Linked DNA regions of Homo sapiens: regions 1 and 2 are each linked to region 3. Evidence: chromatin loops called from intact Hi-C (ENCODE). Cell type or tissue: PC-3. All regions are shown on one strand.

The links. A loop is a pair of places that touch in the nucleus more often than their neighbours do. Peaks named below come from ENCODE experiments on the same cell type or tissue, not always from the same donor. Only the 100,000 strongest peaks of a DNase experiment are listed, where the experiment ranks them.
Region 1: it touches region 3 in a loop (4-fold over the local background); 2 of 110 quality-filtered maps call a loop at or near these places.
Region 2: a loop joins it to region 3, with 10 times the contacts of the local background. A loop is called at or near these places in 3 of 110 quality-filtered maps.

Annotation. Positions count from the first base shown.
Region 1 is chr7:50,829,668-50,837,667 of GRCh38, reverse strand. No RefSeq gene overlaps it. Among named protein-coding and RNA genes, the nearest start is that of GRB10, 51 kb to the right of the region's middle. In PC-3, no CTCF peak of the experiment used is centred here; a DNase peak (open chromatin) is centred at 4,747; H3K27ac peaks cover 5,182 bases.
Region 2 is chr7:50,865,288-50,873,287 of GRCh38, reverse strand. No RefSeq gene overlaps it. Among named protein-coding and RNA genes, the nearest start is that of GRB10, 86 kb to the right of the region's middle. RefSeq lists an enhancer at 4,938-5,438. In PC-3, no CTCF peak of the experiment used is centred here; a DNase peak (open chromatin) is centred at 3,747; H3K4me3 peaks cover 733 bases; H3K27ac peaks cover 2,237 bases.
Region 3 is chr7:51,041,499-51,049,498 of GRCh38, reverse strand. It overlaps COBL (cordon-bleu WH2 repeat protein), which reads left to right. Exons shown (of 13, transcript NM_015198.5): 8 at 5,807-6,116. Among named protein-coding and RNA genes, the nearest start is that of GRB10, 260 kb to the right of the region's middle. In PC-3, no CTCF peak of the experiment used is centred here; a DNase peak (open chromatin) is centred at 3,638; H3K27ac peaks cover 1,864 bases.

The DNA.
Region 1 (8,000 bases), 210 kb after region 3:
CCATTTAGCACAGGTATGGGGCTTGTATAACCTGCACCTACTTGGTTGCAATGAGCTTGGCTGCAGTTAGACTTGAGGTCTTTCCATCTGCAGCTGGACGGGCTAATAGGGCAGGTTGGGGATGGTAGCCTCTCTCTTCTCAGGACATTCATTTATTTCATTCATTCAATTTTTGTTTGCTGACTATGTGCCAGGACTACTGGGGATACAGCACTAAAAGTAGACAAAAGGTCAAATATTCCTACCCTCATGGAGTTTATTTTCAAGGCAGAAGAAATCACAGAAACAAAATGAGCAAGAGATATATGAGTAATATATAGAGTGTGTTAGCTCTATACAGTTGATGATTCCAGGTTAGCTGAGGATAAGTGCCATGATAAAAAAAAATAATAAAGCAGAAAATGGCGAGGGAGGGCTACTGAGAAGGTGGCATCTGAGTGGAGACCAGGGCAGGAAGGGGGTGACCATGCCATCATCCATGTGGGAAGTTAGAGGATGAGGAAAGAGTACATGTAGAGGCCAAGTTGTGGGCACCTACCTGGCATATGCAGGCATAGCAATGCAGAGAGGGATAGGAGATGGAGTCAGAGAGATCAAGGGGTGTAAGATCAAGGAGAGACTTACGAGCCATTGTAAAGACTTTGGTTTCCACTCAGGATAAAGGGAAATCATCAGAGAGTTTTTAGTGGACAAGGGACATGCTACACATAACAGGCCCACTCAGGTTGCTGTGCAGAGAACAGCCTAGATAGACATGAACAAGGGTGGGAGGGAGCCAGCACTCTTACCCCATCTGTGGGTTCCTTCTGTGCCTTCTGCCACAGACACCTGGAAACTGGCACATGTGATGGAGTCCCACCCACCAGGGGGTCTCTCCTGTCAATCACTGCTGGGATTTCTAGGCCAACTCCCTTCTCTTTCTCTGAGCTTGAACCTCCTGGTGCTGGACAGACCTGTCCCTAAGCAAAGCTGTGACCAGGGTCTATGGTTCACCACAGGTACGTGTCCTTAGATGGGATGGAGGGAATTTGAACATGTATCTTGTGCCAGCTTCAGCACATTCCAGGCACCTGACATATGCCATCTGATTTAATCTTCACAAAAACCTATAAAATAATCACCACAGAACAGTTGATGATTCAGGGTGGATTTTGGTATGCAAATTCCACCTCTTGACCGTCTTGTCCTCTTGGGGTCTCACTGGTCTGAAACAAGGCAAAGCGAATGATTAACTTGATCATAGAAGTTCGGCCTCCCTTGAAAGCCAATGGGACTTCACATATAAGTTTTCAGCTTAGACCTCAGGAGCTGATAGACTCAAGATGACCCATTTGGTCACAGGCTAGGCTAAGCCCTACCTCAGGGAGCTGGCCACAGGATAAAGATGAAGCCACTGATGAGTGGAAACTTGAACCCATTAAAAATGTGCCTGAAAGCATGGCAGCATGTCACTGTCATTCTTCCCTTACTTACAAGGCATGAGCAGACACAAGGAGAAGCACCTAGATTCACCTCTTGCTGGATTATTTGGGGTGAGGTAGGAGAGAACGAGGTCAGGTTGGAGGAACATGGCTGTGATGGCTTAAACTCCCACCCAGTCGAGGATAGCCTGGCCCTTCCCTTTGAGATGCTCAATTTTTGAGTGTATGTGGAGGGAGAAAGGGAGACTTCTATTGTTCCTACCCCCCATCCTTCAGGCAGCATTCACTGAAGGTCAGGACAACATGTGTCACCTGCTGGCTGATTCCTAGAGGTCTGGAGGGTCAGTCACAGCCCAATGAACTCTTCCAGCAATGGAGAGACGTTATCAGAGATCTCAGTTCTAGGCTCTGATCTCCCGCGCAGGGAAGAATGATCATGGATCATGACGGTGTGAGCATTCTGAATAAGCACTGGGAGGTGGGGCATCAGTTCACCCACAGGGTCTTGAGGTCACTGTTAAAGGCTAAATTGTGTCCCCCAAAATTCATATGTTGGAGTCCTAATCCCCAAGACCTCAGAATGTGATTGAATTATGGTAACATGAGGCCATTAGGGTGGGCCTTAACCCAATCTGACTGGTGTCCTCATAAAGAGAGAGGTTGGGACACAGACACACTCAGAAGGAAGACCATACGAGGACACAGACAGAAGGCAAGCCAAGGAGAGAGGCCTCAGGAGAAACCAATCCTGCCTGCACCTTGATCTTGGATTTCCAGCCTCCAGGACTGCAGGACAATACATTTCTGTGGTTGAAGTCCCCCAGCTGTGGTGCTTTGTTATGGCGACCAGAGCAAACAAACCCAGGCACCTTGATGCCAATGCTGGAGAATTTGGATTTCTGAGCAGCAGCCTGGCTCTAATGCCCCAAAAGAGATAAAATCTCATATCAACATGACTCAGCTATAGGGTTGTAATTGTGAGTGAATGGAGTTGTGAATATCTTTGCTCCAATTTTATTCCTGTGGCCTTGATTCTACTGCTTAATCCTATCAGCCCTGGTTTTCTCCTCTCAACCACCATGTCACACTCCGCTCCTCTCCACCACCGCAACTCCAGATTGTTCTCTCAGTCCCTCATCACTGGACGTTACACACACCATGCCATGTTTTTTCCAGAATGTGGAGATGTACCCGGCATGAGCAAAAGCCTCATTTTTATTCCATGGCTTTGGCAGAATCTCTTTATCTGGACTTCTTCTTCCACTCTCTATCATTACTGATTTGAATCCTCTTTACTCTTTTGGAATCTGCACTTCCCTATTTTCTGACTGTGTCCATATGGTCAGAACGGAAGCCCTGATCCACTCCTGATTCTGTACCCATGCCAGACATCACTGAGCAACCTGGCATCCCCAGCCATTAAGCTGATTCAGGCATGAAAATCGTTCTCGATGGTGACTCGAGGTGCCTCTGCCAACAGATCAGAATAGTTAAGAAAAGGGAAAGCTTCTCACCTTCTGTGATCAGTATGTGGGAAGAGGGCGAGTTCTCAAGAATCTTCTTCTACTTTAGCTGGGAGCACAGAACACACACACACAAGTACGTGCGCACACTCACACACTCACATGCAATGGGGAGACTTCCCTCAGCAAAAAGATGTAGGCGTCCTGCCTACTGGTCACTGGATGTGTCCACTGACCTTACACACTTCTCCATTGTGTCTGAATGGTGGAGTGAAATTCTTCTCCTCCATGGCTCCCTTCAGTAATTCCCTAATTTCCTCAGTAAAGCCTCCATTCCCTCTCCAGCCCTGTTGGCACTTAGCATTGAGATTTCCTAATGGAAACCACTCTCTTCTGTTGGAATCTCAGGGTGTAATTAGCAGTCTGGGATTTCAGTTCCCTTGCTTTCCTTAGGATGAAGGCCAAGCCATTGCCAAAAATGCTGTCACCGTCAGTGCAGCTCCTCCTGGAAGAGAGCATAGGGGGGAGTTGTTTCATGTTGACTGTCTCCTGTATATTTATTGACTGAAACATTTGAGCTGTTGCTCTTCACATTTGTAATTTTAGATCACAGATGCCTAGCATGTTTAATCATACAGCAAAGCTCACATTAATGAGGAAAATGTCACATATATTGTTATCCACCATAAAAGCTGTGAAAAAATATCTCTGCCATCTGCAATGTGCCTTCTGCTGCTGCCTCTAACAATTTTACTAGTAACAATACAAAATTAACAGCAGGGCAAACACTTAAAAATGGAAACTTATTGAACTTCCTCCTTGCTCTACAAAACCAGATAGAAGTACAGACCACCTCTCAAAGTCATGTTGTGATACCTCGCCTGGGTTCCTGCAGCAACCCGCTACTGGATCTCCCGGCAGCCAGCACCCTCCAAATACATCTTTAACGTTTCTGCCAGAATGATTTTCTAAATCTGAGATCTGGAATATCAACCACTACTTAGAAATGTGGTGACGCCTCTGTGGTCCCGCCATGCCAGCCAGAACACACTGTGACCCAGTCCCATCCTGTCCTTCGGCTTTCCCTCCCACCAGCCCCCTCTCATACCCCACCTTCCAGCCAGGCCACATTGCCAGTGACTAACTGGGCCCACCATGCCCTCTCCAGCCTCCACGCAGTCTCTGACTACAACATTGTCCCCATCCTGTGCCTGGCAATTCCTATGCATCCTGTAACATCTGCCTCAAATGTCCGCTCTTCTGGGAAGTCTTCTGTGACCTGTGCAGGCAGAATCCATTGGTCCTCGTGTCCATGAAGTGATTCGTGACTTCCTCCATCTGGAGGACTTCTCACGGGGAATCTTCATGCTCTGTTTGCCAGTGTCGTCTTCTTCCACTCTGAGCTCCTTTATCACAAGGACAGTATTTCAACCACTGTTGCCTCCCAGCCCAACACAGCCATGGCTGCTTTTGTAACTGATTTGGATGCTACAGAATCACAGTGAATGGGGCAAGATGGGTAAGGATTCTTACCCAGGAACGCGCTCTTTTGACTTTGGCAACACAAAACCTTGCCATTACGCAGGCCGTGTTTATTTCTAGGGTTTCTCTCTGTACTTTAGCCCTTTCTGCTACCAAAAGAAATAACAGCCCTGTCAGTCATAGAGCAATTGATAGTGATAAAAATTCTCCTTTTAGACAGTGAGTTCACTTGTTCTTAAGTCATTCTTTGCCACAAACTGCAGGCTCATTATATGAGGAAAATGTGGTATCTCTGAGAAGCCACACTCTTAGAAGTTTATAATTTACCTCAACTGATGACTAAGGTCTCGAGGTTTTTACTGCTTATTTGAGTGTGGTTTGGGTGGGGAAGTGATGATAAACAAAGCTTCGTCTTACTCACTGGAGCTGGTCTGGAAACCACGGAGCAATACCTGTTCTTTGGAAAGGCACCTACTGCTTGCTTGGGGGTGTGGAGAGAAAAGGAGCAGTCCTCTCAAACTTAATCTCTGCTCTGAGCAGGTGCTCACTGTCCAGGATACTCCACCCTCCTATTCTTGTGCTCCATGCCCTGTCTGCTTCTGAGTTTCAGCCAAGACTTGCAGTTGCAAAAGGCTATTCCACCTGACATGACTTTGGGCAAGAAAAAATGGAATTTTGGGCAGGATATTGGGTGATCTCCACAAACCCAAAGAAAGGACACACGTGCAGATTTCAGATAGAAGTGAAATTCGGAAACAGGGAGCAGGAAATGCAACTCGGGCTGGCTTTTGCTCCCCGCAGTCTCTCCACACCCTCTTTGGTTAAATACAACCATCCCTGAAGCCTCAAGTTCATGGTCCTCCGTTCAGACTGACCAGATTCTCTCCACCCTATTTCTGAATTTCCAGTGCTAATGTATTCCAGAATTTCTCCCAGGAATCCACATTGGACAGAAGATAGGTGAATGTCATATGCGCAGAGCCCATCCCCACAGTGGGAAAAAGTGTGGGCTTCACAGACACCCTCAACGCTGATGGCAACCCCCTGCTATCCTTTCTTTTCCCCACACCATGTGAACAGACCTCCCTCAGCACCCGTAGAAGGAACCAACCCTGCCAACCCGACACCTGGATCTTCGACTTCTCACCTCCAGAACTGCGAGACAATACATTTCTCTTGTTTGAGCCACATGGCTTGTTATGGCAGCACCGTTTGAAGGGCAGCACACTGCCCTTCAAAAAGAGGAGACAGACAAGCTGGGCAGGGCAAAGGAGATCTCCCCAACATTGTAGGAGATCAGAATGGCTTGGCCATCATTGCTGAGGCCATAACTTACCTTTAACATGGATGGCCCCTTAAGTGGAGTATGAGGCAATTCAATTGAAGAGATTTTAAGAGTACATATGTCTATACCTATATCTGTATTTATACAGTGCTCATTAGCCAATGCGACTAGTGGCTACCATATTGGACAGCACAGATACAGAACATTTTCATCATCACAGAAGGTTCTGCTGTACAATAATGCTCATGAGAAGCAAATGATGTGAAAGTCATGAGACTAGGGCTCTAGAGCCCTGGCTGGGTTCCAATCCTCCTCCTCCTCTCCAATTTCGTGTGTGTGTGTGTGTGTTTGTGTGTTTGTGTGTGTGTGTGTTTATCATACCCACGCTTACCATGGAAGTCACTTAGGAACAGAGAACCTCAAGGTCAAACTACTCTTTGCCAAGGCTTGAAATTCATGGCTGTTTTTAAGAACACTTATTTACTTGATCATTTTTATTGTTGATCTTTTAATCTACTTTTCCTAAATTTCATCTTGGTTTTTTTTATTTTAGACAGTCTTCTTTCTGTTTGGCAAAACTATTGGTTGGACACTTTTGTTGAATTTCTTCTTTGTTCAGAAATCAACAAAAAACCCCTCAGGTTCAGAACTTCTTTTCTGTTGAGCATGTGCAGTTCAAGGGTTGAAAAAGACAAGGGCTCTGTCTTCAACAGTATGGAGCTGGGCTGTCCAATATGGTAGCCAATGGTCACATGTAGCTATTTAGGTTTAGGTTTAAATTAGTTTAAATTAAGTATGGAAGTCCCCAGTCACACTGATCAAGTGCTCAGTAGCCACATGAGACTAGTGGCTACCATACTGGACAGCACAGATATAGAAGATTTGTATCCTCACAGAAGTTTCTGCTGGACAGTACTGCTCATGAGAAGCAAATGATGTGGAAGACCTAGAGCCCTGGCTGGGTTTCCGTCCTTGTCTCCAATTTCCTGATCATTCATCTTAGGCAAAACATTTGATATTTTTCACTTTTTTTCCCTCTTCCTACTAAAAGAGAAGGAAAACTAGCTTGCTTACATAATGGACGTAGTTTGTGAAATAAAAGATATGTATACAATTTAGTGCAAAAAATATTTATAGAACAATTACCGTGAGCCAGGTATCACGGTAAGTCTGCAGACCAAACACATATAACACATTCTGCTAGCCTCATGGAGCTTGCAGTCAAAGAAGACAAAAATGAGGCCAAAAATAATTATAATACAAGCAATAACAAATATGCACAAGATATTGAAACTGGACAAAATGATACAAAGGTGGAATGATTAATTTGAGGGCAGTGCAGACATTTGCAGGAAGACCTCATATAGGAAGTGTTTCTGAAAGAGAAAGTTTGGAAGATGAATTGGAGTTTGATAAGTTGCACCCGAGTTTTGTGTATGGACTGTATACAATAAAATTCAGGTCTCTCCAGGCGCTGTGGCTCATGCCTGTAATCCCAGCACTTTGGGAGGCTGAGGCAGGTGAATCACGAGGTCAGGAGTTCAAGACCATCCTGGCCAAGATGGTGAAACCCCGTAACTACTAAAACTACAAAAATTAGCCAGGCATGGTGGCTAATCCCAGCTACTCAAGAGCCTGAGGCAGAGAATTGCTTGAACCTGAGAGACAGAGGTTGCAGTGAGCCGAGATCGTGCCACTGCACTCCAGCCTGGGCGACAGAGCAAGACTCCATCTCAAAAAATAAAATAAAATAAAAAAATAAAATCCAGGTCTCTTCTTTCCTCCTCCATTTCTTTCCTCCTCCATTTTCTTTACTGTGATCACAGCTCTACATCTGAAGTGTTCAAACCTTGGGCCGGGTGCAGTGGCTCACGTCTGTAATCCCAGCACTTAGGGAAGCCGAGGAAGGCAGATCACCTGAGGTCAGAAGTTCGAGACCAGCCTGACCAACATGGTGAAACCCTGTCTCTACTAAAAATACAAAGTTAACCGGATGAGGTGGCACATGCCTGTAATCCTTGCTATTCAGAAGGCTGAGGCAGGAGAATCGCTTGAACATGGGAGGCAGAGGTTGCAGTGAGCCAAGATCATGCCATTGCACTCCAGCCTGGGCAACAAGAGTGAAACTCCATCTCAAAAAAAAAAAAGTGTTCAAACTTTGTAGCCGAGCTGAAGAACACACTATTCAAACAGTCTTATGTGAAAGCAAAATGTGTAAAATGTATAAATGCAATGTAGGGTTCCACTTTGGGCCAACATAGAGTAACAGGTATCACATTTATCCTCTTGATGAAAATAATAACAACAACAATAAAACAAGTTAAAAACACCATCAGCTTTCAAGATACT
Region 2 (8,000 bases), 180 kb after region 3:
GTTTTTCCTTTAACAGTCAGGCCTCTCTTCTGTAGGGCTGCTGCAGTTTGCTGGAAATCCACTCCAGACCCTATTCGCCTGGGTCCCTCCCACACCTAGAGATGTCACCAGTGGAGGCTGCAGAACAGCAAAGATGGCTGCCTGCTCTTTCTTCAGGGAGCTGCCTTCCAAAAGGGCGCCAGACCTATCCCAGTGGGAAGGCTCCCGTATAAGGTGCCTGGCAACCCCTGTTGTGGGTTCTCACTTAGTCAGGAGGCACAGAATCCAGGACCCACTTAACAAAACACTCTGGCTGCCCCTTAGCAGAGGGGGTGTGCTGCGCTGGGGGGAGTCCCGCTTGTCTGAACTCCCCAGATTCTTCAGAGCCAGCAGGGGGAAAGACTAAATCTGCTGATCTGCCGAGAGTGTGGCCCCCTCCCCACAGGAGCTCAGTCCCAGGGAGATCAGAATTCTGTCCGTAAACCCCTGGCTGGGGTAGCTGAAATTCCTGCAGGGAGGCCCCGCCCAGCGAGGAGGGCTGGGTCACAGTCCAGCCTAAAGAGGCAGTCTGGCCATGATCTGCCACAGCCACTGTGCTGTGCTGTGGGGAATTCCTCCTGGGTCCAAACTGCTCAGTCTCCCCAGAAGAAGCAGGGAATAATGGCAGACTGTAGCTGTAGTGAAGGCCACCGCCCTTCCCTCCAGGAACTTGTAGTCTTAAGCAGTCTCCAGCCTAGTGGCAGCAGAGAATTTGCACAGCTCTGTGCTTGGGACCCAAGGCCCTGGTGGCATGGGCTCATGAGGGGGATTTCCTGATCTGTGGGTTGCACAGATTTATGGAAAAAGAGTGGTTTCCCAGGTGGGGTAGCACAATCACCCAATGCTTCTCTTGGCTGAGGGTGGGGGCTCCCCTTGCCCCATATGACTACCAGGTGGGCATGGCTCCACCCTGCTTTTCCTCGCTTTCCATGAGTTGCACCAACCGCATAGTCAGTCCCAGGATTCCTCAGTTGCTGGTTCAGGATTCGCTCGCCATTTTCATTCTTCTCAGTGAGAGCCTCTGACTGCAGCTGTTTCTACTAGGCCATCTTAGCCCCTATGCTCAAGAACCACTTTTCTAAATCAAATATTTATAGTTGTGTGAAAGGAAAATAAATCTCAGACCCCAAAATCACTAAATCAAGAGGAAAGTCAAGCTGGAAACTACATCAGGCAAACCTGCCTCCCAATTTATTCCTAAGTAAGATAGCTACAAATATATATATATATTTTTTAAAGCTACATATCTCCCTCGCAATTTACCCACAAGGAAACTCATGTGGGCCTCGAGACCTTCATCCCTAAAACAGTTCTGTTGAATTTCACCCTGGCAATGTAAACTGACAGCTTATCTTCACAGATGCAGGACAGAAAGTCATCCCTCTGCTCACCTGAGACAAATGCATATCTGATTGCTTCCTCTGCCCTATTGTTTATGTGAAAATACAGATTCACCGAGCCAGGCTAAACTGTGTATTCAGGGAAAGGCTGATCAAGGACTCAAAAGAATGTGACCTGGCACTGCCCTGGCCCTGTCCCACCTTTCCAGACAGAACCAATGTACATATTACGCATATTGATTGATATTTCATGTTTCTCTAAAATGTATTCAAGCAAGCTGTACCCCAGACACCCTGGGCACATGTCGTCAGAAATTCCTGGGGCTGTGTCGTGGGCACGTCCTTAACCTTGGCAAAATAAACTTTATAAATTGATTGAGACCTCTCTCAGATATCCTGGGTTCACAGTTGGTACTAACTATTCTCTTCTACCCACATCCTTCTGATGTGTACCCGTCTGATTTCTTTGGTTGCTTATCCAAGTGACCTTAGGTTCTTGGCTGACACATTCCCCGAGCAACACACCTCTCTATGGAGACATACAAGGCGTCAATAATAGACAAATTCTCTTTGTGGAATTCTTGCCCTAGCATTTCACAGCGAGAGATGCCCTCCCGTACCTCCATCACAACAGAGGAATCTGGAGTTCTGTGGCTGCCCACCCAGTTATCATAGGGACCCCGGAAGAACTCAACTAGCTGTCTCCAAATATAGTGAAACCTGGCATGTCCAAGCCAGCCAAAAAGGAGAGACAGAAACAAAGAAATGCTTAGAATATCTTGGGCTCTGCCAGGCATTTGATGTCTCCCATGATGTTTTTAAAACTATACTTAAACATCACCCCCTACTTCTGTCTTTTCTGTTCTCCAGCAAAACAAACCCTATATTCTTAGGAGATCCAGGGTCTTTGTAGGCTTTATAAAGGTGGGTAGGCCATGTGACCTTAAGGGGGCTCCATGTTCAGAGACGTGTTGAAAATGGTTGTGTTGAATTTATACTCAAGTCTCTGCTGTGGCTGCCTCACAGTAGGCAGACCATAATATTGCCTTCCCCTCTGATCTGGTTCCAGTGCCCTTGATTTTAAACTCAAGGCTTCCTCCCTTCACTCTGGACTCTGTAACAGAAAGCACAACAGTTCTTCAGTTACACAGACCTCCATGCCACCCCTTCCAGGATGTGTGACTCCAGGAATAAACTTCAACTACTTTATCTGGATCCACTTCTCAAATTTTTCTGCCAAAATATCTCTGAGTGGATTACACAGGGAAGCCCAGGAGCAGAGTCTAAAACTACAACCATAACATGTCCCTAACTTGCATGTTTTATTGTTCACATGAATTTGGCTTTCTAGTCCATTTGCTTTCATAGAAAATTTTCATTGTAAATTATCTACCCACCAAGTAAAATTGAAGCTCTAGGAAGATATGCCATGATTATACTGGACTATGAATTCATACCTTTAGGGGGAGTATGCATGGTTGAAAAAAATTAGATAAAGCATACAGTTGGTGTATAATAAATGTTGGTTAGTTAACATAGGTAATTTAGACAGTGGTCCAGGAATGGCCCCCCATGGTTGCCCTTATGCTGTCATGTCCTTGGTGCATATCCTTCTAACAGGGGTCCATGAAACCCCTTCCAATCCACTAAGCCAGGGCCAGAGAAGAAGCCTGTTTGCTGTCCCTGTTCTAGGCCCTCATTGGTCACCACCACTTCTATGATCCAAGACAGGGTTCCTATTTCCTGCCTTCTCCCATCTGCAAAATTAGGAGGATGGATTAATTTGTTCTTTTGGCTCCAAATTTCTATCCTGTGCATAGAATAACCTTGTACGAGACTTTCAAGTTTTCTCCCTAGTGGAACTGCTTTAAAAATAGATAAGGATTATTTGTAATTAATTTCCAACTACTTCTATGTAAATAAATATCTGCAAAATGCTTAACTCTCTCAGGTAAATGTTTTTTCTGAAGTATCAATAGTCACTCATTTGCTGAAAAAATCTTTTCCCTTGGTCCCTGCAGGTGTAAATTCCTGCTCCAGTCACCTGTAGAAGTTACCTCCAGTTCCAAACCCATGAAAATTATGCTAAGGAGATATCCCTCTACCTGCATTCGTGACACATGTCATCAGCAAGTCACGACTCTGACTTCAGAAAATTCATGATCAATTTCACACTCTATCTGTTGCTGAGGAGGATTCAATTCATTTTAGGCAAAGCCCAAATGACACTGCATTTTGTCTTTTTTCCCGTTGCCGATGCAGGAGGATTTGGAAGAATAACATTTTAATGGCTTGGAAACTGTTCCCAACAGAATTATCAGAGAGAGAATTTTTCAAGGGTTGCATCACTAAATGACCAAACAAAGACACAGTGTCTGGCTACCACCCACATGACTCGACTGTGAGCCATGTTTTCATAATGATGCAGTGAGATTTAGACACACCTCTTTTATATGTGATAAAAGGAATATTAGCAAGGAAATAAACTTACCTCAGAACTAAGAAGCTATCAAAAAGTAAACCCCACTTTGTGGTTTGTTCTTAATAATAATACGTGCACAAATGTCTTGGGCACATTGAGTGCATAATACACATCACCTCATGTGACCCTCATGCAAGCCCATTGGGATGAGTCCTGTTATTGTCCTCAGTGTACAGAAGGGGAAACCACAGGCTTCAAGAGGCTGGCTAACTTGACCAGCCACCAAGATGAAAGATGGGGAGGAACCCCAGGTAAATAAGACTCCAAAGTTCCTGCTCTCTGCTGTTGATTCGAATTCAGCAAGTCTGAATTAAAAGACTAAATTAAAGAAAAGGCTGAGGTATAGAAAGTACTATAGCAATGAAATGTTGCATTTCTCTACATATAAATGATTTAACTTTATTAAAGTATAAGCTTGAAGTTTTTAGAAAGCCCTTTTAGAGAGATAAAGAGAATTTATTTGAATTAAACAGAACTGTGTTGGCTTTAAGGGCATTTACAAGAGGTTTTGTTTCTTTAATAGGTTACATATTCTGCCCCAGGGCTGTCTCCAGCTGACCAACATAGTAATGAAATCCCCTTTTCTTGTTTAAAGGACCAGAGTTGATTTATTTAAAGCTTGGGTTGTCTCCATCAGCTTCTCTAGGGGAATGAACCTCTCCTCCACCCCTCTTCTCCCTATACATCACATTTCCCTCTTGCCCATCTCAAAGAAGTGTGAACCGATTCACAACAGGATGCTCCTGGGGGCTTAAGACTGACCCTCTCTGAGCAGAGCACTTGAGTAACAGATGCATGGCAAATGTCTGTAACACTCTGAGGAACTGGCATTGAGGTTAGCATTGCAGAGACATACAAAGGCACAATCCCTTCCTGGAATAATCTGCCGCTGGGCCCAGTTTTCCCACTCACACCTTTTGTGACATAATTTTGCCTCTCATTCTGGATGACTGTGGTAGACTTGTTCATTTCTCCTCACAGACTCAGGGCTCCAGTCCCATGGAACGTTTGCTGTTCCCTGAAATCATGATGCGGATCCCCACCCCTTGCCTTTGTTGCCTCTTCTACCTGGGCTGGCTTTTCCTTTGCCTCAACTCTGTTTTGTGGGAAAAAGGCAAGTCCCTAGGAAATGGCAGATCCAGTAGATTATGGAAAAATGTAGCATCCACTCATGGAGAGTGGGAGAGAGGTCCAAAGCACCCTCAGTGAATGAGTGCATATCACAGTTATTACTAATTTGCAAATGGTGTGTGGCACACAGGCAGTATGGGTCTGCATTCCCTTTCTCTTCCAATATGGAAAAAAATGTGTGTCACGCAGGGATTTTTTTTCCACACTGGAGGAGAAAGGGAACGTAGAGCCACATTATGGAGCCCCATCTCATAGAGGAGGCTCCCAGCACCAAGGAGACAGACCTGCTGCCCAAGAAGGCAAGAGCTTCCCGGCTGCAGACCCAGAGACTCGGTTGGCCTCACTGCCTTTGCTGCATCTGCTGCCGCGGTTCCCCATCGTGTCAAGACCTAAAGCCCTGCGACCACTGCCACCCCAGCCCACTGCCATACTTAGCCAGTCAGGTATTGTGCGTCTCAGTCTCAACCGTGCTCTTTTCGAAAGAGATACATCTTAGAATCCTTCATCCAAAAAGCCTCATCTCGCCAGTCAGTTCACAGAAGCCAGGCCATCCCCTGCGCCCCTGGAAGCTGTGTTCCTGCACCCGTGCTGCCTTTTATATGAGCTTTAGGGGCCTCTACGAGGTGACTAGGTCATGGGTGGGATTCACAGTCCCTTCTGAATGGGATCATAGCCCTTATAAAGTAGGCTACACAGAGTTTGCCCCCTTTGCTTTCCGCCGCAGGACGGAAGACACGGCGCTCACTCCCGGGAAGGGCAGCAACAGGCGCCCCTTGGAAGCAGCCTTCAGCGGACACCTGAACGAATCCGAGACTTTCCGACCACCAGAAGGGCAAAAAAATAATTTTCTGTTGTTTGTAAACAACAGAGATTTTTCATAACAGTCCAAACAAACTAAAACATATATTAATAGTTTGGGGCTTATGCTAGCATATCTGGAAGCATTGACTGCTGTATAATGTTATTTCTTTTGTCATTATGTAATGCAACTGATGCAGGCATGTGTGATACAACTTAAAAGAAGACAAAACCTTGGGGTCGGGGAGAGCGTATGGTAGACTCTGCCCCCACCCTCATCCCCGCTGAGAGACTGAATATACAAATGACAATGGCCAGACCATCTATAAAAATAGAATCTGACCCACATCCCCCAGCAACCTGCCCGGGAAGCCAGCCCCAGGGCTCTAGCAACCAGCCAAAAAAGCCAAACAATAGCCAGTGCAACAATCAGTCCCAAACAGTGAGACCTCATTAATAACTGACAGCCTCCTTAATTTTTGCCCCCAGGTCCAACTTAGGACCAACCTGAGAAAGCCAAATTTGCCCAGGACGGCACCATGGGTTTTGGCTGGAGCACAGTATTGCTGTTTGCTGTGATGGGAAGTCCACAGAAGGATCTCTCTTCTCCAGGGCTACTCAGAGTGTAGTCTGCGGAATCGACGCTGGTCCAGGAACTCTTTGCTACTGTATTACACCTTCTTGGGTTGCTGTAAAGAAATACCTGAGGCTGGGTAACTTATAAAGAAAAGAGGTTTAATTGGCTCACAGTTCTGCAGGCTGTACAGGAAGCATGGCGCTGGTATCTGCTTCTGGTGCGGGCCTCAGGGAATTTACAATCGTGGCAGAAGGTGAAGGAGAAGCAGGCACGTCCCATGGCAAAAAAGGGAGCAAGAGATAGAGAGAGGAGGTGCCACACACTTTTAAACAACCAGCTCTCACGTGAACTCACTCATCACCAAGACAATGGTGCTAAGCCATTCGTGAGGGGTCCACCCCCATGATCCACTACCGCCCACCAGGCCCCACCTCCAGCACAGGAGATTACATCTCAACATGAGATTTAGAGGGGATGAATATCCAAACCATCAGTTACCAAGCTGCAATTGAGATGTATATTGACAATGTTCAGAAACTTTCAGAGCAATTGTGGCATAGTTATGGTAATTATACCTATTGAATGTATGTTGAACCTAATAATTAGAAGTTGGGATTTATCATTTGCATCTTTTTTTAGTAATTTATTTCTATTTTACTTTATAAAAAGATTAATCTGCAATGAGTCAAAAATAAAAATCAAACTGATCTTTCACTACAAAGAATTTGAGAACCCTTGTGGCTGTTCTCCTTATAGAAATGAATGGAGTCAAAGGTAGTGGATGACAGTGGGTTATCGATAGATACAATGGAAACTCCTTGCATTAATAAATAAATGTGTGAGTTGAGTGAGAAAATGAATAATTGTTTATCCAATACATATGAGGTCAGCATAATTTTGAGAGGTTAAGATACCTACCCCAAGATTCCCAATGGAAGCTCAGGCCCTTTGTGCTATAGGTTTTTCTGCAATAATACCAACGCTCTTAGGAGCTAGAAAGTTAGTCACTGTAAAACATAAACCATAAGCAATTTAGCCAGCATACTTTATCAGTAAATTGCAGTGGAAAACTAAACAAGTAAAAGGTTTGAATTATGTTTCTGGAAATAAAATAGTAACAGAAATACAGAGATATCAAAGGTATTAGTATCATGTTAGCACATAAGGCTATTTCTAATTCAAAACAACTATTTTAAAGGGAGCAATCTAGCTCCATATACTAGAACGTACCAGGGCCACTCCCTGTGGATCTGGGAAACATTCCCTCAGGATACGTCCTATTCAAAGCGCTGAGCTGGCAAGAGAATTTGTGTAGAAAGAGCGTTTGGAAAGTCCCATTGCTGTACCTGCCAATGTGCACAGGACTTTTACCAATCCTGTGTCCAATTTCAGAATCTGCTTCCTTGTTATTTCCTTAGCCAAAAAAACATTGACAAGAATAATAATGACAATTAGCATGCTGTGAGGAATACCCTGCTAAAAACGAACAGTGTCCAAGTAGCTGACTCAACATTTGCATCAACAGGCCCCCACTCATGTGATCACTGCCATCTCAGGTTCACACCTGTTTCCATCGCGAAGCACGCAGCACTCGTGGTCTGCTAAGCCTGGAGATCTCAATATTGTATCCGCCACGACATGTGATGACGCTTCC
Region 3 (8,000 bases):
GAGAATCAGGACTTTCCAAGGGAATCCACTTCCAAATGTTATACCTCCACATGTATTCTTTCCTGGAATTCATGTGCCTGAGAACTCACCTGTGACCAGCATCATTCCAAGTCTTTTTCCCCAATGCCAGTTTTACAGATGCCCTCCTTCTCCTTCATAAAAGACAGACATACCCCTCACCCATCAGGAAACTCACTGGGGTGCACTTTCCTGAGATGGGCAAACCTTATTCCTGATCTCAAACAAAAGAACAAATGGAAATATTGGTATAAGATCAAGCAGATAAATTAATGAGTTGGTGGCGAATCTTTTTGAACATCAGGTGGTTTCCCAATTTTTCTTTCCAACCAAATTGACAAAGGATCTAACTGAGTTGTCAGATTATAGATCATTAAGCATAATTTTTGTGACAGATTAATGAAGTGATTTTTGACATATATTAGAGGAAAAGTTTTAGAAACCTAATGGAATGATGTAACCATAACAAAAGTCCCTTAATTTACCTTCGTATGTGACAAGCTTTGCCTAGTGCTTATATCTATAAGAGGAAAAGTAGACCTGAATTTATGCCAAACCCTGCCTCATGCTAGCAATAAGTAATCCAGTCATTTTTAAGGAATTAATTGAAAAAGCCTCACTCACTTATGAAATGCAGTTCCAAATGATATTTTACCATTTTGCTTAAGAAATGTCAAAGTTTCTAAGAACATTTATGTAATTTTGGTTGGCTGTTTTCTATTAGCACAAGGATAAACAATATAAAAAGGAATTTAATACAACTTGCTTATGGTGAGGGAAAATGAAAATTACATTTTAACTTAGATACATATTCTATACAAAGAGGCTTGATGAATAAAAAAAAAAACTCAAGCATAAAGTACATTCAGTTAGGATAAGATTCTGTTAGGTAGTGAAATGGAAATAAGTTCAAGGAAGAAGAGACATGCTCTAAAATTCTGCCTGTTAAAGGAAGAACTCATTTACTAATTTTTACGTGGAGGGGCCTGGGCATGAAAATACTATGATATCCAGATTCCTTTGTTTATATTTTTAAATGGCAAAATATTTTTGCCATTGTAAATGGCAATTTACAATTAATTTAGTTGTAAATGGCATATTAAACAGTAATACAATTTAAAAAATTACAATATTTTTAAATTGTAAAATATTAGTATTTATAACACAATTAAAATGTACATCTGTTGCAACCAACTGAACTCATGATGGAAATTTTCAGACGTCAATGAAAAATGGAAGGAGATGCATGATTGTTCAAAATTATTTGGAGGGATATGCCAAAAAATTATTTCTATTTATTTATTTATTTATTTTTGAGATGGAGTCTTGCTCTGTCGCCCAGGCTGGAGTGCAGTGGTGTGATCTCGGCTCACTGCAGCCTCCGCCTCTCAGGTTCAAGCAATTCTCTGCCTCAACTTCCCGAGTAGCTGGGATTACAGGTGTGCACCACCACACCTCGCTATTTTTTGTATTTTTAGTAGAGACAAGGTTTTGCCATGTTGGCCACGCTGGTCTCGAACTCCTGGCCTCAAGTGATCCGCCCACGTCAGCCTCCCAACGTGCTGGGATTACAGGTGTGAGCCACTGCACCTGGCCCCCACAAAATTATTGAAATGCTTTATGTCAGTTTGTATCACTAGTTCAGAAGCACTTTACCTTGTAATTTTTCCCTTTCTTCCAAGTGCCTAGAACATAGAGAACAAAGTCAACACAGGTTAAGATGAAGTGCAGCTTTGCTTGTTGGTTGTGAGTGGCCGTGGGACCCACAGGCAGCAGTGTGAGGTGGCGAGGTAGCTTTTCTTTCATTGAAACATTTTCTCTGGGCCATATAAATTTGGTGGAACTGGCTTTTGAGAAATCCTCTTTCTTAATGAACCACAAAAAAAGCAATATCATAGGACACAAGATCTTTAATTTGCGTTTAATAAAACAATAAAATGAATCCATTCCAAAATTACTTGGAAGATACTTACATTTAGTGATGGAATTATCTTTGCTGACTCTGTAAAAGAAAAACTAGTACCGAACTGAGAATAATTGTGTTCAACTTGAGGAACTAGTAGCCCTAAGTTAGCATTTTCTTCTTTATACTTGAGCTGAAGAATTTACCAAAGCTCATTCAGAGATATGTAATGGCCTCTGAACCATGGGATTATATAATTTAGGTGGAGGACAATAGAAGGGTTAATATTCCTTACTCAGGCTCTGTGGCTATTCATTTAGAAGAGAATTAAATCATGAATTTATATTAGGCTTCTGCGAAAGACAAAGTAAGTGTGCTTTTTCACATTTGCAAAAATCCTGCAGTAATAACTTTTTAGTTCAAAGAGATTGTTCATGCCTTAAGAGAATAGCAAAGTTGCCAGTGCATTAATTAACTCAAAAATAATGACTTACCCTCTCAGGGAAGACAGAATATAGCAGAAAGGACAAAGCCAATGTTGTATTCCTTTTAAAGATTCCTAATTAGTCACTGGTCAGTTGTAAAAATGAGTGTTTACATCCTATATTTTGATTTGGCATTTCAAAGACTGTTAACAGTTCCACTCTAGAAGGGATTTTAGAGCCCGTCAGAGCCAACTGCTTATTTTACAGAAAGGGGAAAGGGGATTGTTCAGAGTGCAATTTGGGCTTTCAATTCAGCCCTCCTCCTGCTGCCCCTGGGTTTCAGGCTGGGGTCCCTGGATCGCTGGCTCTAGGGAAGCCCCTCAGAGGCTGGACAGAGGGTGGGAAATGGGACACACACAGGATCTGGAGGACAGGACCTGGGCCCCCAACCTCGATGCAGCCCAAGCAGCTCCACGTTTTCCTTTTATGTTCTGAGTTTCCGTTTAGCATTGATGAAGAAAAAAAAAGTCTCCTGCACCATTATCTCATTCAGAAATTGTCAAAACATGTTACAGTTCATGGGGTTAATCATCGGAACCAGCTGAAGGAAGAAAAGAGATGTGGGGTGGGGGCAGGATGAGTGAGATGGGCATGTCTGATTCCAAACAAAAGATGCCCAGGACAGAGCAGACCTCGGAAAGGAGGGATCAGAAATTGCCTGAAAACTCACACCAACACAGGTTGGGGCTTCACAGGAATATCTGCCCTTCTCTTCAGATCTGTGCTCTCTCTGACAGCTCACCAGGAAGCTTCTCTGGAAAGTTCCCCACTCAGCCTCCATCACCCTCCTCAAAGCCTTTGCAGGTGCTCCCCCTTGGCCACACCCTGCCCCACCCTATACTCCGAGCAGGTGCCGGCATCACTGTGGGGAGGTCTGCCTGGTCTTTCCTGGACGGGTCCCACCCCTTTGGCAGAAGGCCTTTCACCCATGTTCCCTCTCCTCCCAGCATTTAGACAGTTGTCTTTTCAATTCCTGTGCCACTCTTCTCCCTAGACGCAGATAAACCTCCTGAGAGCAGGCCCCCCCACCCCCACCTGCTTCTGCACCAATGGCATGAATGGTGTCGCAGGGCTGTGGCCAGGCCACACGGGCCATGGGAAGATTATCCACATGGAGAGCAGGAGGGCTGGCCTGGGCAAAAGGGGAGCTCTGGTAATAGCACTCGCATTAGTCATTTTGTAAATGGTTTAACACGTGTGTGCACCAAATATGTGACCTCTCACTCCATGTTGATTTAAGGCTTTGCAGGTGGCTTAATTTAGACCACAGGCTCTCAACTTTTTTTTATTGCCTCAAAACTTCTGAGGAATATATATGTATCACCCGACAAGCATTCCTGATCTTATAACTGGCTAGAGAAGGGGTGGAGGTGGGTTAGAGTCCCTCTGCCCTGCGATGTGTTCTGTGCCTCCAGAGGGCATGTACCAGGTGCTCTGAGGGCCTCCTCCAAGGGGCCTGGCAGCAGACAGCTAGTGGGGACACATTTGTTAAGGTCACTTTGCGCCTCAGCGATAATCCCTGGAGAGGGAAGAGGGTAAGCCAGGCTAAACCAGCATTTGTGTGGCCCCTACTGTGTGCCACCACCTCGCTCAGTCCAGCCTGCCACACTCTGCCTATGGGAGCACACCGAGAGTTGGTGTGACCATACAGCACTGTCATTCTTTGCGTACGTGTCTGTCCCTTCAGAAGCTGTGAGTGCCAGAGAGCCCACATGCTTGGATTGGAAATATGTGTCCCCAGGCCCTGTCACAGGGCCGTTCACATTCAGGCACCCACTTAGCAACAGGGACCCTGTGGGCAGCAGCATTACCTTACTCCACCAGGGTGTGAATCCAGGTCTCTGTGACCTGAGAGTTTTACTCTTGTCATACTTTTTATATACAACATAGACAGAAAAAACGTGCTGGTTTTATTGTTCAGTGATGGCAGCAAAAGGGAAGGCAAGAGAGGAGTGATGGGAAACAGGGAGCTACAGCGACGTTTCTTCTCAATATTTGTCTTGAACAAGAGTCTAGCCCCAAAAGCTGGGGAGAGAACTAGAAGAGCGAGGTCGCAGCAGACCAGCATCACTGCATTCAGCATATCTCCTCGTACGTTTACACTGCTCTAAACTATTCCTTTTTTTCGTTCTATTCTTTACCTTGGAGCTCTTTAGTGAAATGTATATTCTTTAAACTGTTGTTCTTTCATTTGTTTTATTGTTTGGAATCTCAAATATACCATCACCTGATGGGATTTTCTTTTGGTTTCGTGGTGATAAGTTGTTAGTCTCCTGTCCAGTTAAAATGTTGGTGATGTTGAGTGCAATTGTGATGTCACTTCACTCTCAGTGCATGATTTTGTGGAGTGAGCACTCCCAGAGGAGTCTTAATTCACTTTGGGCATCCAGTGACTATTTAGGGGAAGAATGACTTTAAAACAAAATACACTGGGACTGCAACAAAACACAGTGCTTGTTTTCTGGACTGTTATAAATAGTGCTTAGATCATATGTCCTGAAGTGTCTTGAAGTTTAAAATCTATTTTTATTAAAAAACAATAACAACTCTAATATACATCTGGGCTAGACTTGTGTGTTTTTGTCCTTCAAATTTCATCTCTTTGCATAGAGGCTTCTGTGATTTTAGAGAATCTAGAAGCTCAGTAAGAGAAAAATAATGACCTCCCATTACTTACACTTAATGTATTGCTATCTACAAATAGCTAGGTAGTTGCGCAGAATAGCCATAGTGCTACCCATCATTAGTATTAAGGCTTGACAGAACTTGGCTTGGAGAGCAAGTTGCCACTCTATGCATCTCACCAAACTCCTGCAGCGAATCACATTTAGTGCATAGGAGCCAGGTAACCTCAACCACAGAAACTGGCCTCACATGTAAAAATTAAGGGAGAGCCAAAAGCTGGGGAGTAGGGCCGTGAATCTTCCAGGCCAGATTTCAAATATGAAATACACGTCAGATGTGTCCAAACTGATACTTATGTCTGCTTATTTATATTTCCAAAAACTCTAATTGTCTTAATGTTTTTCTAAAGATCTCACATTAAACAAGTTCCATTAAGCCAAAGGCCAGCCTAGAAACAATTGCATTCAACATGTCATTAGTTTGAATTTTTAAATGTGCTTGCCCATAGCCATAGAGAGGAGACCAATGTAAAAGGCTAATTAATCAAATACTGATTTTTGAGGGAAAATTTTGCCCTCAATCTTACACAAATGACTCCCTGTGAGTTAAAATGTTTCAGGAGTATTCAGCAGTATTTGAATGAGGTTCTTCCTTTACTTTGAGCACCCTGAATCCCAAATTTTAGAGCGGGGCCGACAGACTGATGTCACACTTGTTAGGCAGTATGGACGCCAGAGTGGTTTGGGCTGACCTGTCCTTGCCGTGTCTTGTCCAGTAAGCCTGCCCCTGGGGTCTGGCAGCCACTGCAGCCCGGATGGAGCCCCGCAGGTGCTGTCAGAGGCGGAGGAGACCGTGTCAGTTGGCAGCTGTTTTGCGTCGGAGGACACGACCGAGGACTCAGGAGTGATGAGTTCCCCCTCAGACATCGTCTCTCTGGACTCGCAGCAGGACAGCATGAAATACAAAGACAAGTGGGCCACAGACCAGGAAGACTGCAGTGACCAGGACCTCGCTGGAACCCCAGACCTGGGTCCCCAGAAGAGCCCCTTGTGGGAGAAGAATGGCTCTGAGAACTCACATCTGAGGTGAGTCACGGGAAGGATGGGTGGGTACGGAAGTCACAGCCACATCTGTGTCTCTAAAGAGGGTCTTTTGTCATGGGATCCAACACGTGCTATCACAACCTGCTCTGCACCAGGGGCCCCGACCCTGATTCACAGCAGCTGCTCTCAGGCATGTCTCTGTGCTGTCTATACATCTGCAGTAACTTACAAAGACTGTGTAAGAGTGGCTTGTTTGCTTTGGTACCATACCCTTAAGTATATTTTTCTACTCAATATCATGTTTGTAAGATTTATCCATGATGATATCTGTGTTGTTCATTCATTTATTTACCTGTTTTCCTGATAATGAACACTTAGATTGTTCTAGTTTTTCAGGGCTAGAAACAATGAGCAAGAAACATATGTCTCTATTTACATGTAGAGACTTTTCTAGAAGAGGAAAGTGACAGGAAAGAGACTCATCTTCAGCTTTATGGGATACCTGAAATGCTTATGCAGTTGGCGGGCCCCCCAGTGTCTGCAAGGTCCCCTTGTTGCACACCGATGCCAGTGATTAAGGTCAGTAGACATCTTGAGCTTTGCCAGCATGTAGGCGTCAGATGGCATCTCATGTAGCTTTCATTTACATTTCTCTGATTAGGAAGGATGAGCATCTTGTCATATATTCATTAGCAATTTGGGCCTTATATTGGATTAATTGCCGTTTCATAGCCTTTGCTCTTTTAAAAAACATGCCACGTTTGGCCTGGCATGGTGGCTCATGCCCGTAATCCCAACATTTTGAGAGGCTGAAACAGGAGGATTGCTTGAGCCCAGGAGTTCAAGACCAGCATGGTCAATATAGTGAGACCTTTTCTCTACAAAAAAAATTTAAAAATTAGCTGAGTGTGGTAGCATGTGCCTGTAGTCCCAGCTACTCTGGAGGCTGAGATGGGAGGATTGCTTGAGCCCAGGAGGTGAAGGTTGCAGTGAGTTGAGATTGTACCACTATACTCCATCCTGGGCAATAGAACAAGACTCAGTCTCAAAAAGAATTGAATTAAATTAAACATTGTTATGTTTACTTTTTTTGATTATTAAATTCTCCTTTGTCAGTTATTTACACATGGAACATTTCTAAGCCTGTGGCTTGAACTTAATTAATGTTTTCTTTTCTTGTACAATGATTGTCTTTACATTCTAATATTATTTAATTTTTCCTTTTTCTCTCAGATGTATATAATCTTTGCCTATTTAAGAGATCCTTCCCGTACCCTAAAAGACTAAAGATAGTCTGAATTTCTTGTAAAACTGCTCTCTCACATTTGGGCCCTCTTGTACCTGGGGTTTATTTTTGGGTGTGATATGAAGAAGGATCTATTTTTTCCCACTGATTCCTGTCCCCACTATGGTCAGACATCAAGTGTCCATGTGCACGTTGTTCTGTTCCAGTGCTCTTTTTGTAGCACTGGTGTATTTGTCCATCTCTGTACCAACACCACACTGTCAGGATTCCTTTCTTTATTATATAGAAAGGCATATTGATTCTCTTCAGCCCGCCAATGTTTTTCGTCTTTTAGATAAGTGTAAGAACTCATCAAATAAATATTATGGAAATGTTAACAGAAATAAGGTAAAATGGGCTGGGTGCAGCGGCTCAAGCCTATAATCCCAGCACTTTGGGAGGCTCAGGTGGGCGGATCACCTGAGGTCAGGAGTTCAAGACCTGCCTGGCCAACATGGTGAAACCTCATCTCTACTAAAAATACAAAAATTGGCTGGGTGTGGTGGCACTTGCCTGTAGTCCCAGCTGCTTGGGAGGCTGAGGCAAGAGAATCGCTTGAACACTGGAGGCAGAGGTTGCAGTGAACCGAGATCGCGCCATTGCATTCCTGCCTGGGTGACAGAGTGAGACTCTGTCTCAAA